Linked DNA regions of Homo sapiens: regions 2 and 3 are each linked to region 1. Evidence: chromatin contacts called from ENCODE Hi-C or POLR2A ChIA-PET data. All regions are on one chromosome and are shown on one strand. Each heading gives the region's core, a stretch centred on a gene start or an enhancer-like site at or near the end of the contact. The rest is flanking DNA. Distances are from core to core; before and after follow the strand shown.

Region 1 (4,942 bases), core at 838-3,337:
AGGTGTAGGATATAGGAAAGTTCAGTATGACAGCTGTGCAGTAGGCCTGGAGAGCACTGGTCCAGATCAGAGCTGAAGCCTTCAGGAGAAAAAAACAAAAGAGAACTCATGAACTTTTTTTTTTTTTTTAAGTTGTTGTTGTTTTTGTGAGATGGAGTTTTGCTCTTGTCACCCAAGCTAGAGTGCAATAGGGTTATTTCGGGTCACTGCAACCTCCACCTCCTAGGTTCAAGCAATTCTCCTGCCTCAGCCTCCAAAGTAGTGGGGATTACAGGTGCCTGCCACCACTCCTGGCTGATTTTTGTATTTTTAGTAGAGACGTGGTTTCTCCATGTTGGCCAGGCTGGTCTTGAACTCCTGACCTCAGGGTGATCTGCCTGCCTCAGCCTCCCAAGGTGCTGGGATTATGGGCATGAGCCACCATGCCTAGCCGAATTGTTATGTTACACATCTGGAAAAATCACTGCTGATTATTTTGTCTAATTTATTAACCACATAGGAAAAAATTAACAATATCTGCAAAGAAAGCTAATGAAAGGGGGGAAAAAATGAGGCAATTATTAGCTTCAGGAAATACCAAAAGAGGCTGGGTGCAGTCTCTTTTGGTATTTCCTTTATTATTTTATTTAAAAATAAACTTCTTCACTGTAGAGAAAGTGTAAATCAAATTATGTGGGAGTTTTAATGGGCCAGGCCTGAGAATAGCACACATCACATTTAATTGGCCAGAACTTGGTCTGAACTGTAAGGAAGGCTGGGAAATACTGTCTAGTTGTGTGTCCAGGAGCAGGAAGAAATAACGTTTTTGAGAGGAAGTAGCAATATCTGCCACAACAGGCAAAAAGTAGTTGTAGGCAGATGAAGAAGACCATCTCAGGTATTCATTTATTCAAGGAGCAAAACATATTTGTTCAGCAACTACTATTGACTAAGCTTGGTTCCAGGCATGGTGGATACAAGAGTGAACAAATAAAAGACTGCTCTTATGCAGTTTCTATTTAGTGGGGAACAGCAGGTGTAAGTTCCATGGGGGTTGGAACCTGCCCTTCTAGGCCAGTGTGGTTGGAATAGAGTTTTAACGAATTTTGCAGGAAGTAATAAGGACTTCATATTTGATTCTAAGAGCAATGAGACTCCATTAAATCGAGTATTAATCAGAAAGTGGCATGATCTGTTTTATTTATTTATTTATTTATTTATTTATTTTAATCTTTATATCTGAGACGGAGTTTCGCTGTTGTCGCCCAGGCTGGAGTGCAGTGGTGCCATCTCTCTCACTGCAACCCCTGCCTCCCGGGTTCAAGCGATTCTCCTGCCTCAGCCTCCCGAGTAGCTGGGACTACAGGCATGCGCCACCACGCCCGGCTAATTTTTTGTATTTTTATTAGAGACGGGGTTTCGCCATGTTGGCCAAGCTGGTCTCGAACTCCTGACCTCAGGTGATTCACCTGCCTCAGCCTCCCAAAGTGCTGGGATTACAGCGGGAGCCACCGCACCTGGCCGCATGATCTGTTTTAAATAATTACTCTGGCCACCTTATGGAAAATGGATTGTTCGGACAGAGCTGGACAAAAGAATGGAAACAGACCAGATATTTCAGGCAGGCTAGAGATGAGCGTGGCCTGGCCTTGCCTGGGGCGGTTGTGACTGACTGGATTGGGTGAAGGACAGGAAAGCTACAACAAGGGTGCCTATAGGTGTTCGTATTGAGTCACTGGGGGCACCCTAAATGGGAGTTACCTCAGTAGCAGTTTGAGACACCAGTCAGATAATGGATGTGAAAGCTTTTAGAAAGGTTGAACGGCGGCTGAAATCGCGTGTGTTCCATTTACAGATGGGAAACTGAGGCACGAGATACCAGAGGATGGAGTCAGGCCACGTTGTGCGCCACTCTCCCCGCTTAGGTGGGTGAGGAGACCGAGGTGTGTTGGGCCCCCGCTAAACACCAGCACCGACCTGAGCCCCGCCCAGACCCCTCCAGCCGGCTTTCCCTGTCCTCTGCTCGTGTGCCAATAAAGTTATTGAAATTGACACCGGTTGCTAAGGAAGTGGGTCGCCGAGCCAGGTTGCTAAGGAAGTGAGCGGCCACTGTCTCTCCCCATCCGGGGCAGCGGGGAATGGCTGAGCCAGGGGTTCGCCGCCCCCGCCGCCGCCGCCGCCGCCGCCGCCGCCGCCGCCGCCCGCTTTCGGCTCGGGCCTCAGGTGAGTCGGAGGGGCCGGGCGCCCACCGAGCAGGGCTAATCCTGTGGCCGCCTGGGGTTTTCCCTGCGACCTGCGCCCGCGCCTCTGCCTGGCTTTGCTGTCCCGCGAGCCGGAGCATCCTCTGCCCTGCCTCCTAGGCATCCTTTGGTAGTCCGGACGGCCTTGCCCCTCCTTCCCCTGGCAGGGTCGCGGCCCGACCCCCAGACACGGCCACCTTGGGTCGCAGCCCACCTGGGGGCCCTGAGGCGGTGGTCAGGGCCCCAGTTTGGGAGGAGGGCGGGGAAGCGAGAGCCTGGGGTCCGAACCTCGGCGCTGTGCTGGGCTTGCTGTGTGACCTTGGGCAAGTCTTTTCACCTCCCTGGCCTTAGCTGACCTGTTTATTCAATGGGGTCCTAACATTGCTGCTCAGAGTGGTAAAGATAATGAGAAGTGTATGTGAAAGTGCCCTAAATGGGGAGAGGGAGAATTCTTAGGGCACCCTAGATGGGAGACCAAGAGGGCAGTTTGAAGTCTGAGCGAGTTAGAGACGTGGCATTTCCACTTAGTAACTGTGTGGCCCTGGGCAAGTTAATTTCTCTGAGTCTTCTTTTCCTTATCTGTGAAATGAGGTAATAGACTACTGTGGAAATCAGTGAGACTGGGTATGTCAAGTAGCTTGGCACATAGTAAGTGCTCAACCAGCTATTATGAGGCGTCCAGGGTAGGAGGGCAAGACTTCCAGGAGGAGATGACTTTGGGACAGGTAAGGTGTAGGTGTGTAGAGTGCCAGCTCATATGGGTAGTCCTACTGCAATGCCAACCCCCAACCCCGGTTTTACTTCTCCATTCTGCTCAGAGCAAGGGAGGTACTTCTACAAGTAGTCCTGGGAAACTCTTTGAGGTCAACCCCTTGTAGATAGCTGGGGTCATGGTCTCATTTTCTACCTGGGCTTCGTTGACCCTTCCAGAAGAAAAAAGGCATCTTTGTGTCCTTTGGGAAGTGCTTAAAGCAGTAATAACTATTTACAAGCATATGATTAAGAAGCACTTTACCAGGCATATTATTTCATTTAATCTTTATGTAGACTTTGCCAGGTGCCTGGTGATGTCATCCTCATTTTGCCGATGAGGAAACTGAGGTTCAGAAAAGTAAAGGGAAGGACCTGCTTAAGAATCCTTTTTTTTTTTTTTTTTTTTGAGACAGAGTCTTAGTCTGTTGCCCAGGCTGGAGTGCAGTGGCGCGATCTCAGCTCACTGCAACCTCCGCCTCGTGTGTTCAAGCGATTCTCCTGCCTCAGCCTCCCGAGTAGCTGGGACTACAGATGTTCACCACCTCGTCCACTAATTTTTGTAGTTTTAGTAGAGACAAGGTTTCACCATGTTGGCCTGGCTGGTCTCGAACTCCTGGCCTCAAGTGATATACCTGCCTCGGCCTCCCAAAGTGCTAGGATTACATGCGTGAGCCACCACACCCAGTCATTGCCTAAGAATCTTGTATCTATTAAGTGATGGAAGTGGACGTGTTTCTAGGTAAATCCTGTATTTTATCCCCCATTCACTGTTGCCTCTGATTTTGCAACAGTTGCTATTATAAGGCCACAGGGGTATTCTTTTGTTACTTTTAACTGGCTAGAAGTTAAAAGGCAAGGAAACAAGATCTCAGGTAAAGCTTTATTTAAATAGATACCACCCAAAGTGAGGATCTCAGAAAATAGTTGGAATCTTTTTTTTTTTTTTTGAGACGGAGTTTTGCTGTTGTTGCCCAGGCTGGAGTGCAATGGTGCCATCTCAGCTCACTGCAACCTCCGCCTCCCTGGTTCAAGCAGTTCTCCTGCCTCAGCCTCCCAAGTAGCTGGGATTACAGGCATGTGCCACCATGCCCGGCTAATTTTGTATTTTTAGTAGAGATGGGGTTTCTCCATGTTGGTCAGGCTGGTCTCAAACTCCCGACCTCAGGTGATCGCCTGCCTTGGCCTCCCAAAGGACTGGGATTACAGGCATGAGCCACTGTGCCCAGCCTGAGAGCTGGAATCTTTAAAAGAGGGCTTCTCTGTCCCTCATTCCCTCCTCATTAAAATGAGGGGACTAGGCTAGATTATACTGAAGGCCCTTTCAGTGCTGTTATGCAGTTGTGGTTAAAAGCTTGCAATCAGACTACCTGGACTAAAATCTTGGCTCTGCCACTTCCAAGCTGTGTGCTACTGAGCAAAGAGGTGCTACTTTACCTCTGAAATGATGCTCAGTACCTCTGAAATGATGAGAGGACTTTTTGGTAAGGGGCTCTGTGAGGAAGAATTATTCATAGTTCATTTTGAACCCCTTGGTGGTATAGTTTCCTCATCTGTAAAATGGGGATAGTAATAGGCCTTATTACCTGTGGCCTTATTATCATGTATGGCTGTTCTGAGGATTTATTTGAACTTAATATATGTGAAGTGCCCAGCATATTTGGTAAACATTAGCTATCGTTATTTGGGTTTAACGTGGTGCTTGTGCTGTATTTTCCGTGTATGGTTGGTGAAAGAATAAATTAAAGTATGTGATAATACCAGGTCCGTCAACCATAATGTCATTGCAAGCATGAAACAGTAGCCATCATGGCATTATATAAATGTTGATATTTTTATACAGTTGGCCCCAGGAACCTGTAATCATGTGCCACAATGGGTTGCAAAGAAAGGTAAAGCTGTCCAGGCATGGTGGCTCACGGCTGTAATCCCAGCACTTTGGGAGGCCAAGACGGGTGGATCACGAGGTCAGG
Region 2 (4,942 bases), core at 1,720-4,219, 670 kb before region 1:
GCGGGCGGATCACCTGAGGTCAGGAGTTTGAGACCACCCTAGGCAACATGGCAAAACCCCGTCTCCACTAAAAATACAAAAATTAGATGGGCGTGGTGGTGGGTGCCTGTAATCCCAGCCTGAGGCAGGAGAATGACTTGAACTCAGGAGGTGGTGGTTGCAGTGAGCTGAGATCGCGCCACTGCACTCCAGTCTGGGCAACAGAGCGAGACTCTGCCTCAAAAATAAACAAAAATAAACACTTGGTGATGAATTAATACTCTAATTTCCTCTGGTTGACTGTTGTTCTTCCAATTATTTGGCAATTCTTTTGAGCAGCAAACTATTCCCTCCCATCATTAATTTAGGATTGCTAAACAAGGCGTAGGGAGTTTAGAGAGTTTTGGTGTGTGTGGTAAGGGGATGAGGAGTCTGGCTAATTAATTGATGATGTCTCTCTCTTTTGAAGCTGGTCTCACTGATTGGTTTGGTTTTCCTGGTTTCCTGATGTGGAGGCAGAAGGCTCCTTTACTTTTCCCTCATCCCCCGAACTTCTGTGGGAAAACGGAACCTGCTGATAACTCAGTGAATTAATTGCTGCGGGGTAGTGCGGTGGAGCGGAGCAGGGAGGGACCATAATATCACCCTCCACTGGTGAGCACAGATTTTTACCCCTGCTAATGTTGTGTGGCTTTGGGTGACTAATCTGAGCTTCGGTTTCCCCACCTGTGGCATGTCCAGGACTCTGCAGTCAGACTGCCTGCTCTCAGCAGGAAGCGGTTGCATTACAACACTGTACCCTCCTTATAATAACACAACTATGGTTATGACTTAGGCGTCGTGTGGAGCCTCAGTTTCCTTTGTATAAAGAAACCAAAGAGCTCCTTTCTTTAGAGTTGTGAAAAAGACTACAGAAGTTGATCAAGCCGGGTGACAGAGTAAGACCCTGTATCATTATTATTTTATTTTGAAACAGAGTCCCACTCTGTCGCCCAGGCTGGAGTGCAGTGGCATAATCTCGGCTCACTACAACCTCCGCCTCCTGGGTTCCAGCGAGTCTCCTGCCTCAGCCTCCTGAGTAGCTGGGGTATTACAGGTGCGCGCCACCACACCTGGCTAATTTTTCATTTTTAGTAGAGACGGGATTTCACCATGTTGGTCAGGCTGGTCTCGAACTCCTGACCTCGTGATCTGCCCACCACGGCCTCCCAAAGTGCTGGGATTACAGGCGTGAGCCACTGCGCCCGGCCCCCTGTATCCTTTTTTTTTTTTTTTTTTTTGAGACGAGTCTCACTCTGTCGCCAGGCTTGAGTGCAGTGGTGCGATCTCGGCTCACTGCAACCTCCGCCTCCCAGGTTCAAGCAATTCTCCTGTCTCAGCCTCCCGAGTAGCTGGGATTACAGGCGAACGCTACCATGCCCGGCTAATTTTTGTATTTTTAGTAGAGATGGGGTTTCACCATATTGGTCAGGCTGGTCTCGAACTCCTGACCTCAGGCAATCCACCCGCCTCGGCCTTCCAAATTGTTGGGATTACAGGCGTGAGCCACCGCGCAGCCCTTCATTTTTTAAAATAAGAAATAAATGAAAAAAGATGATCAAGACAAACTCTTCATACAGTGCCCGCTGTACAAAGTAAGAAATTAATAATGGTCACGTTTGTGATTATTATTTAAACACCAAGCAGATATTAAATATTAGGGCTCAGAGAGGGCATGCGACCCGCCTGAATTCACTCAGCTGCAGAGCTGGAAAGAGAACTCAGGCCTTTTTCCCCACGCTGGAAGGGGTAGCTGGGGCGGAGAGGTGGGGGGAGCGGTGAAGAAACCCCAAGCGGCCCAAGCTGTGGGTCTGGGTTGGGAGACTCGCAGGTGTGGGGCGGGGAGGTAAGGTGACCCTTGCTCAGCGACCGCGCCCGCAAGAAACGCATTCCCAGGCCTCCCGCCCGGGGTCTGCAGGTGACGGGCTGGGGGGAGCACGGGAACTAGCTAGACCAGTTTGTCGTCTCCATGGCGACCGCCCGCGCGGCGCCAGCCTGACAGTCCGTCCGGGTTTTATGAATGGGTGACGTCACAGGCCTGGCGTCTAACGGTCTGAGCCGCTGGTTCAGACGCTGACACAGACCGGCCCGGGAAGGGAGGGGGGAGACTGTAGCTCCGCAGCTGCCGCGCCGTGGGAGGGAGACCCTGCTCTGAGGTCTTTGAGAAGAAAATTTAAAAAGCAGCCAAAAATGGGAAAAAACATTAAAAAATCACGAACTGTTGCAGGTTCAGGAAATTTTTGCAAGGAGCTGCAAATTCAAGGTGGAATCGAATGCAGCCTCACTCCACTGCGCTCTATCTAGTTCACTTCCCAGCCACCCAGCCCCAAACTTACTAGACTTTCCCGAATTAATTGCTCCCACCCGGGAGGGATCTGGGTAGGCCCTCCGGGTCTCAGGAACACGAACAGCAACATTATTTAGGAATTGAGAAAGCCCAGGGGAGCAGATGTAAAGGAGCGCCCGCTTTAAATTTCGGTCCTGATATTTGTAGATCAGGGTCCGAGAAGCATCTTCCAAGAGGGTCCGGAAACCCAGGCTCTCTGGGCTATCCAGAGCCAGCCGCTTCTCCGTTCGGGCCTCAATTTCTCTCATCTGTGAAATGGAGCTGGAGAAGTGAGAAAGTGAATATGGGAAAAACTGATTCCTGAGGTCTTTTCATTATAAGGCAATGCCTGCTTAGCTTCCTTGCCTCCTTCCAGAGGAGCCCAGTGCGGCCCTCGCCTCTACCCGCTGCCCTGCCCGGTGCCCTGCCACCGACCCACCCTTGCTGTTCTGAAACCCGGGTCGTCTTTCCACACTGCGAGCAGGCACTAGACGAGCAGGAGGCTGGACCTAGGAGCGCGGGTCACGCCCCCATGCCGCCCATTGGCTGCTTTTGAACGTTCTGAGCCCGCCCCTCCGGGGGCCGTGGCGTGTTTATAAAAGACAAGCTGTGGCTCCGCACTCTCATTCCACGTTCTTAACTGTTCCATTTTCCGTATCTGCTTCGGGCTTCCACCTCATTTTTTTCGCTTTGCCCATTCTGTTTCAGCCAGTCGCCAAGAATCATGAAAGTCGCCAGTGGCAGCACCGCCACCGCCGCCGCGGGCCCCAGCTGCGCGCTGAAGGCCGGCAAGACAGCGAGCGGTGCGGGCGAGGTGGTGCGCTGTCTGTCTGAGCAGAGCGTGGCCATCTCGCGCTGCGCCGGGGGCGCCGGGGCGCGCCTGCCTGCCCTGCTGGACGAGCAGCAGGTAAACGTGCTGCTCTACGACATGAACGGCTGTTACTCACGCCTCAAGGAGCTGGTGCCCACCCTGCCCCAGAACCGCAAGGTGAGCAAGGTGGAGATTCTCCAGCACGTCATCGACTACATCAGGGACCTTCAGTTGGAGCTGAACTCGGAATCCGAAGTTGGAACCCCCGGGGGCCGAGGGCTGCCGGTCCGGGCTCCGCTCAGCACCCTCAACGGCGAGATCAGCGCCCTGACGGCCGAGGTGAGATCCAGATCCGACCACTAGATCATCCTTATACCGACGGGGAAACGGAGGCCAGAGAGGGCGTGGGCGCTTGCACCACTTCCGTCCCATCCTTGCGGGTACCTGGCTATGCGGGGGTGCCTAAGGAGCCTGGAAAAAGCGCTCCCCCGTCGTGCTTCCTGGGGAAGGGGGCGTTCGCTGCGCTCGGAGCGGCGTCCCTTCCAACCCGCCGGTCTCATTTCTTCTCGTTTTCACAGGCGGCATGCGTTCCTGCGGACGATCGCATCTTGTGTCGCTGAAGCGCCTCCCCCAGGGACCGGCGGACCCCAGCCATCCAGGGGGCAAGAGGAATTACGTGCTCTGTGGGTCTCCCCCAACGCGCCTCGCCGGATCTGAGGGAGAACAAGACCGATCGGCGGCCACTGCGCCCTTAACTGCATCCAGCCTGGGGCTGAGGCTGAGGCACTGGCGAGGAGAGGGCGCTCCTCTCTGCACACCTACTAGTCACCAGAGACTTTAGGGGGTGGGATTCCACTCGTGTGTTTCTATTTTTTGAAAAGCAGACATTTTAAAAAATGGTCACGTTTGGTGCTTCTCAGATTTCTGAGGAAATTGCTTTGTATTGTATATTACAATGATCACCGACTGAAAATATTGTTTTACAATAGTTCTGTGGGGCTGTTTTTTTGTTATTAAACAAATAATTTAGATGGTGGTAAAGTTGTAGTGACTTCTTGGGTTGAGGGGAGGGGCCTGGGCTGGGGGTTGACCCCTGACCCTCTTCACAGCTGGTTCTGGGAGGAGAATTGGAGGGCTACATCTGGATTGTTGCTCTTACCGGCCTGAATGAGTGTTTCCGGTGTCTTTAAAGTCTATTCTTCCCCCACCATCCCTGCCCATTTCCCTGCTCCCCAGTGTTATAAAACTAAATACTCCAGACCTCTGGGGTTTCTCACAGTGATCATTGGGCCATCTAGATCACCTGGGGAGGTTGTTAAAATGCAGATGAACCTGCCAGGGCCCCCTCTGTATTGGGAGTATTGAGCAAGCCATTTAAGTTGGAGAACCTGGCCGCTGGACCACCCACTTCCTTGCCAAGATGTGGATAAAGTGAGACCCAGTGGAAAGGGACTTGCTTAGGGCCATAGCTTGTGAGAGGCAGTGATTCTATCACCCCATTCCCCAGTTGGAGGTGCCTCCCCCAACAGCCTACCTCTGGGTTCCAGCAGGCAGCCCTGGGGCTCCTGGCTCATCCAAGTGGGTGAGCAAGTTGGCAGGGCCAGGCTGGGCACAGCTGCCGAGACACCTGCTCTGGGTCCAGACTCGGCCTCCTCACTCTGGCCTGGCTCTGTCGGCAGTTCAAACAAATCTCCCCCACCAACCCCGGGGCTCCTGCGTAGGATCTGAGGAGTGGACGAGTCTCATTACCCAGCTCCTGAGCAGGAAAAATATGTCATTGGCAAGGG
Region 3 (4,942 bases), core at 1,438-3,937, 600 kb before region 1:
ATTATTGTACTCCAGTCTGGGCAACAAGAGCAAAACCCTGTCTCAAAAAAAAAAAAAAGCCTGTTTTAGCAGAGGTAATAAGTGCAAAGGCCCTGAGGTGGGAGGGAGAGGAGGGGTGTTCCTGGGTTGATGGCCTCTGTGTGCCTGGTTTCCCCCAACAGTCTGGGGGCTCAGTGCAGGCAGGGACCAAGTCTGGCCCAGGACCTACTCAGACAGGCACAGACTGACTTCAGCTAGATCTCTGCCCAGAGGCAGCCAACTGAACGATGCAGGTCACCTTGTAGGTGCCTGTGACCCTGTAGAAGTCAGGTGAAAAGGTTGGCATGATGCCCTGAGGAAAGGGGCCCAAGTGCCAGAGGACCAGCCAGAGGCTGAAGTATAGTCCCTACTTGAATCTGATCTTTTAGTTCCCATCCTGGCTTCACTGCCCACATTTCCTTCTTTTTTTTTTTCTTGTAAATTTTTGGAGAGATGGAGTCTCACTACATTGCCCAGGGTGGTTTCAAACTCCTGGCCTCATCCTCCTACCTTGGTCTTCCAAAGTACTGGGATTATAGGCATGAGCAACTGTGCCCACCCTTCCCACTTCTTCCAAGTAGTGTGACTTTGAGCAGGTTACTTCACCTCTCTGGTCCATGGTGTCCTTGCTTTTTTTTTTTTTTTTTTTTTGAGATAGCCTCTCACTCTGTTGCCCAGGCTGGAGTGCAGTGGCATGATCTTGGCTCACTGCAACCTCAGCCTCCCAGGTTCAAGCAATTCTTCTGCCTTAGTCTCCCAAGTTGCCTGGGATTACAGGCACCCGCCACCACACCTGGCTAATTTTTTGTAATTTTAGTAGAGGTGGGGTTCCACTATGTTGGCCAGGCTGGTCTGGAACTCCTGACCTCAGGTGATCCACCTTCCTTGGCCTCCCAAAGTGCTAGGATTAAAGACATGAGCCACCGCACCCAGCCCTTACTTGTTAACAGTAATAAAATACTTTAGGAGCTGAGGCAGGAGGATTGCTTGAGCCCAGGAGTCTGAGACCAGCCTGGGCAACACAGGAGGACCCTGTCTCTACAAAAAAATTAAAAAAAAAAAAAAAATTAGCTGGGTGTGGTGGTATGCATCTATGGTCTCAGCAACTCAGGATGCTGAGGAGGATCTTTGAGCCTGGGAGGTCAGGGCTGCATTGAATCATGTTTGGGGCCACTGTACTCCAGCCTGGGCAACAGAGTGAGACCCTGTCTCAAAAAAACAAAAGATAAAAGCAAAGAAACAAAAAACTATTATTATGACAGCTGACCATTACCAAACATTTCAGTGTTTCACCTGTGCTGGGCACTGAGCTATAAAGCAGTCTATGCACACTAGGCCATATTTCCCAATTACATGTACAATCATCATATTCACTTGAGAGATTATTTTTTGTCCTGTCTCCCCCACTTGACTGTGTGTGGCTCTGTCACCTGTATCTCTAGAACCTGGTGTGCTATACTTGGAACACAGCAGATGCCATTCTAAATAAATCTATTTTAGAAGAACAAATGAATGCTTTCATTTGATCCTCATAACATTTATCAATAGCCCCATTTTACATATGTGAAAATGGAGGCTCCAGAATTTACCCAAGATCCCTATCTAGGAAGTGGCAAGAGTAGGATCTGTCTGAGTTCTGGCCTCACACCATTCTTTTTCTTTTAATCTATCCAAGATAGTACTTCATTCACACTCATTCTGATGTCCAATCTTGCCATCTTAGACCCTGCTATCTCTACCCACAGAAAACCTGACTTCCTTAGTGACTTCAGCAGCAGCGCACACTTCCTGAGCACATACTCTGTAAGGTACTCTTCTTGGTTTTTTTGTAGATTAGTTCATTAGTTGTCTCTACACTCTGTCAGTGGGTACTACCATTAACCCATATAGCTGATGGATATGTGGCCCACAGATGATCTGTGAATTGCTCAAGGCCATGTAGTGAGCTGGTGACCTAACTGGGATGCCTACACCAGCAATCTGGTTCAGTGCCTTTACTCCTAACGTTGATGCAGTACTCTGCTCAGTTTCTAAAGGACAATCATGGGCCAGGTCCATGTACTTCTGTGGCTGAGGAAGGCCTTCATTCTAAGTCCAGGTAACCTGAGGCTCAGAGATACTGAGACCTAGCTAAAGTGGATAAGTGGCAGCTAGCTGTGATGGCTCACACCTGTAATCCCAGCATCTTTGAGAGTTCAAGGTGGGCAGACTGTTTGAGCTCAGGAGTTCGAGACCAGCCAGGGCAATATGGTGGGACCCCCATCTCTATAAGAAAAATCTTAGAAATTTAGCTGAGTGTGTTGGCATGCACCTATAGTCCCAGCTACTCAGGAGACTGAAGTGGGAGAATTGCTTGAGGCTGGGAGGTTGAAACTGCAGTGAGCTGTGACAGCACCACTGCACTCCAGCCAGGGCGACAGAATGAGACCCCGTCTCAAAAAAAAAAAAAAAAAAAGGGAAGCCATTTTTAAGCCCCAGTATGTTTGGCAGCAAACCCCATATTCTGAGCCAGGGCCATGGCCCTGGGTCTGTCAAGGAGGGTAAAGTAGCCTGAGGCCATCAGCTGAATGAATAAGCACTGGCTCCTGCCAGCTGAGGGGAACTGGTGCCACAGGAAAAGGATGTGACGAAGACCAGGAGGGAAAGTGAAACCCTTCCGTCCTGGCTTCAGTGAGGAACAAGCATGCCTGTGCCAGACGAACCCTTCCTTCCTCTTGGGTGACTCTGGAGGGCCCAGGCCCATTGCTTCCTTCCTGCTTGGTTATTTCAGGAAAGAGGTAGGTGGAGAAGAGGAAGAGGCTACTAGCAGCCAGGAAAAGTGCCAGGGACACCAGAACTGTACCTTGTTCTGTCCTTCTCACATCCCTGCATTGGCAGGCTGTGAGTCACCTGCAGAGTCACCTTATGCTCCTGGCCTCAGTTTCCCTGAGGGAGAGGCTGATAAATGTGTGCTGAATAGACAAACATGGCCTTGCTAGAAGATCGCTGGGAGATGGTAGGAAGGGGGTAGGGCAAACGGAGAGGCCTTATCACTCTTTTGGCAGGGAGTTGCAGGCGGAGACTCGGAAGAAGTGAGGTTTGTGGTTGGAATCCACTTCCTCTGGTTTTCCCAGGGGAGCTGTTGGCTCCCGAGATGTGAGAAGAACATGGCCTTTCTCCTCTCCCCCACGGAAACATAGGCCTGGAGGTGGGCAACTTGGAGAAGCAGCTCAGTGGAGGCAGGGCAAAGAGAGGGGTGGCAAGACTGTGTTGGGGTCAACACCTCAGTCCAGCCGGCCCAGGTATGGGTGGGTGCCACAGCAAGCCTTTTGGCTTCTGAGCCTCAGTTTCTCCTGCCTTGACCTCCCTAGCAGTAGTGGTGAGATCAGGGGGTGTCATAGAGGGCTCAAGCCATCTGGGCTATAGGGAATATTTGGTGGTATCCTCACAACAAACTTCATGTTTATCTTCCTCCAACTCTGACCTGTTCAATTCAGCTGCCAGCCTCTCCTCCTCCACCTCCTCCCCCACCATTAGTTCTAAGAAGCTGTGCCTGACAGATGCACTTGCATTTCTCAGAAAAGGAAGCGGTTGTGCCGGGAGGAGATAACACCTCCGCTGGGGAATCGAGAAAGCTATCAGGCCTAGCAGTGCGAGTGTGGGCTCTCCATCTCTCTGGCTCAGAACCAGGGTGATGGGCTTGGGGGCAAAGAGAGAGAATTCAGAAAAGCATTTACTGGGGGCAGAGATGCTCATTTGGGGGCTCATAACCTCCTTCCCTGGAACCGATGGAGATAAAACAGCTGATGTTTACTAAGTACCAGGCATGGTGCTAAGTGCTTCGTGTGTAAAGAATTTGCTTAATCCTCACAATAATCCCACCGAGTACATGCTGTTATTACTCTCCAGCTTACAGATGAGGAAACAGAGGCAGAGAGGATAAATCACCCTCCCAAGGTCACAGAGGCCACAAGTGGTAGAGTTGGGATTTGAATACAGGCAGTCTGTCTCCAGAGTCCAAACATTTAACTGTTCCTGGGTGGCTGCTATGTGCTCATATAGGCTCATCCCCTGGGATTCCGATGCCTCCCGTCATCTCAACTCTCTCATTTCAACCCTGGTGACTCCCTATTCTTTCGTAAGTAGATGGCCACAGCCCTCCATTCTTCTCCCAGTGTCCAGGGTGAGAAAAACCAATACTCACCCTTGGAACAGAGTCGGAGACTCCAGGGACCTTACAGCATGCCCATCCAACCTTCCATGTAATACTCAAGCTCACCACGAACACCCCCATTTCACAGACAGGGTTCAGAAGGGTGGAGTGCTGAAGTCCCACAGTGGGTCTGTTTCATTCTGATGGTCCACACCCATGGGAGTTGGTAGTCATCTCGAGGGCATTCTCTCCTTATGCACTTATGGAGAGCTCCCTCCTTCCTGGGTGGGACATTTCATCTTCGGACAGCCCCGTTGGAAAACTCTTCCCTGTCAGGGAGCTGATGCTCGTCTCCCTCTGTCTCCCTTGACTGGCTGGTCTTAGTTCTGCTCTCTCTCCGCTGCTGCTCTCCTGCTCTCCTCCAAGTATCAGTTGTCTCATTTGTGAAATGGAAGTGCTATCTGGATAAAGGCAATTAATTTCTACTTCTCTACCAAGCTGGGCTGCCAGAGCACAGAGCAGGCAGAGAACCAATAAGTCTTGCAAACTAGATTAAGATATTTTGCTTTTGACCTCATCTGTAAAATGCGGATTAAAAAAATCCTTATTTAATTTTTTTTTTTTTTTTTGAGACAGAGTCTCACTCTGTCGCCCAGGCTGGAGTGCAGTGGCACAATCTTGGCTCACTGCAACCTCTGCCTCCCACGTTCAAGTGATTCTTCTGCCTCAGCCTCCCAAGTAATTGGGACTACAGGCATGCACCACCATGCCTGGCTAATTTTTTTGTATTTT

What was found. Hi-C counts contacts between places; a loop is a spot of excess contacts on that map. ChIA-PET counts read pairs that join two places held with the same protein, here RNA polymerase II (POLR2A). Pooled maps may share reads with other maps.
Region 2: a pooled map shows a loop between it and region 1 (2.9-fold over the local background). The contact joins the promoter of ID1 here to the promoter of KIF3B in region 1. A Hi-C loop is called at or near these places in 2 of 50 pooled maps. POLR2A ChIA-PET finds 5 or more read pairs at or near these places in 2 of 52 experiments (H1 and activated T-cell).
Region 3: a pooled map shows a loop between it and region 1 (9-fold over the local background). The contact joins the promoter of BCL2L1-AS1 here to the promoter of KIF3B in region 1. A Hi-C loop is called at or near these places in 4 of 50 pooled maps. POLR2A ChIA-PET finds 5 or more read pairs at or near these places in 2 of 52 experiments (WTC11 and activated CD4-positive, alpha-beta T cell).

Annotation. Positions count from the first base shown.
Region 1 is chr20:32,275,564-32,280,505 of GRCh38, forward strand. It overlaps KIF3B (kinesin family member 3B), which reads left to right and starts at 2,088. Exons shown (of 9, transcript NM_004798.4): 1 at 2,088-2,202. LOC124904885 (a long non-coding RNA gene) reads right to left here and starts at 1,980. Exons shown (of 2, transcript XR_007067561.1): 1 at 1,741-1,980; 2 at 1-79. RefSeq lists enhancers at 1,844-1,893, 1,940-2,450 and silencers at 2,104-2,263, 2,284-2,463.
Region 2 is chr20:31,602,320-31,607,261 of GRCh38, forward strand. It overlaps ID1 (inhibitor of DNA binding 1), which reads left to right and starts at 2,970. Exons shown (of 2, transcript NM_002165.4): 1 at 2,970-3,494; 2 at 3,734-4,191. The coding sequence starts at 3,069. The coding sequence ends at 3,775. It overlaps LOC105372588 (a long non-coding RNA gene), which reads right to left and starts at 2,876. Exons shown (of 2, transcript XR_936669.2): 1 at 2,784-2,876; 2 at 2,372-2,626. It overlaps MIR3193 (microRNA 3193), which reads left to right and starts at 4,867; the gene lies at 4,867-4,921. RefSeq lists silencers at 547-841, 4,727-4,942 and enhancers at 1,594-2,432, 2,168-2,347, 2,737-3,407, 3,408-4,077, 4,124-4,702 and 1 more.
Region 3 is chr20:31,672,421-31,677,362 of GRCh38, forward strand. BCL2L1-AS1 (BCL2L1 antisense RNA 1) reads left to right here and starts at 2,688. Exons shown (of 4, transcript NR_187576.1): 1 at 2,688-2,795. The region is part of intron 2 of BCL2L1 (BCL2 like 1); the gene reads right to left. LOC124904883 (a long non-coding RNA gene) reads left to right here. Exons shown (of 3, transcript XR_007067559.1): 3 at 1,764-1,827. RefSeq lists enhancers at 1,315-4,659, 2,474-2,523, 2,544-2,593, 2,926-3,220, 3,191-3,290 and 1 more and a cis regulatory region at 3,591-3,608.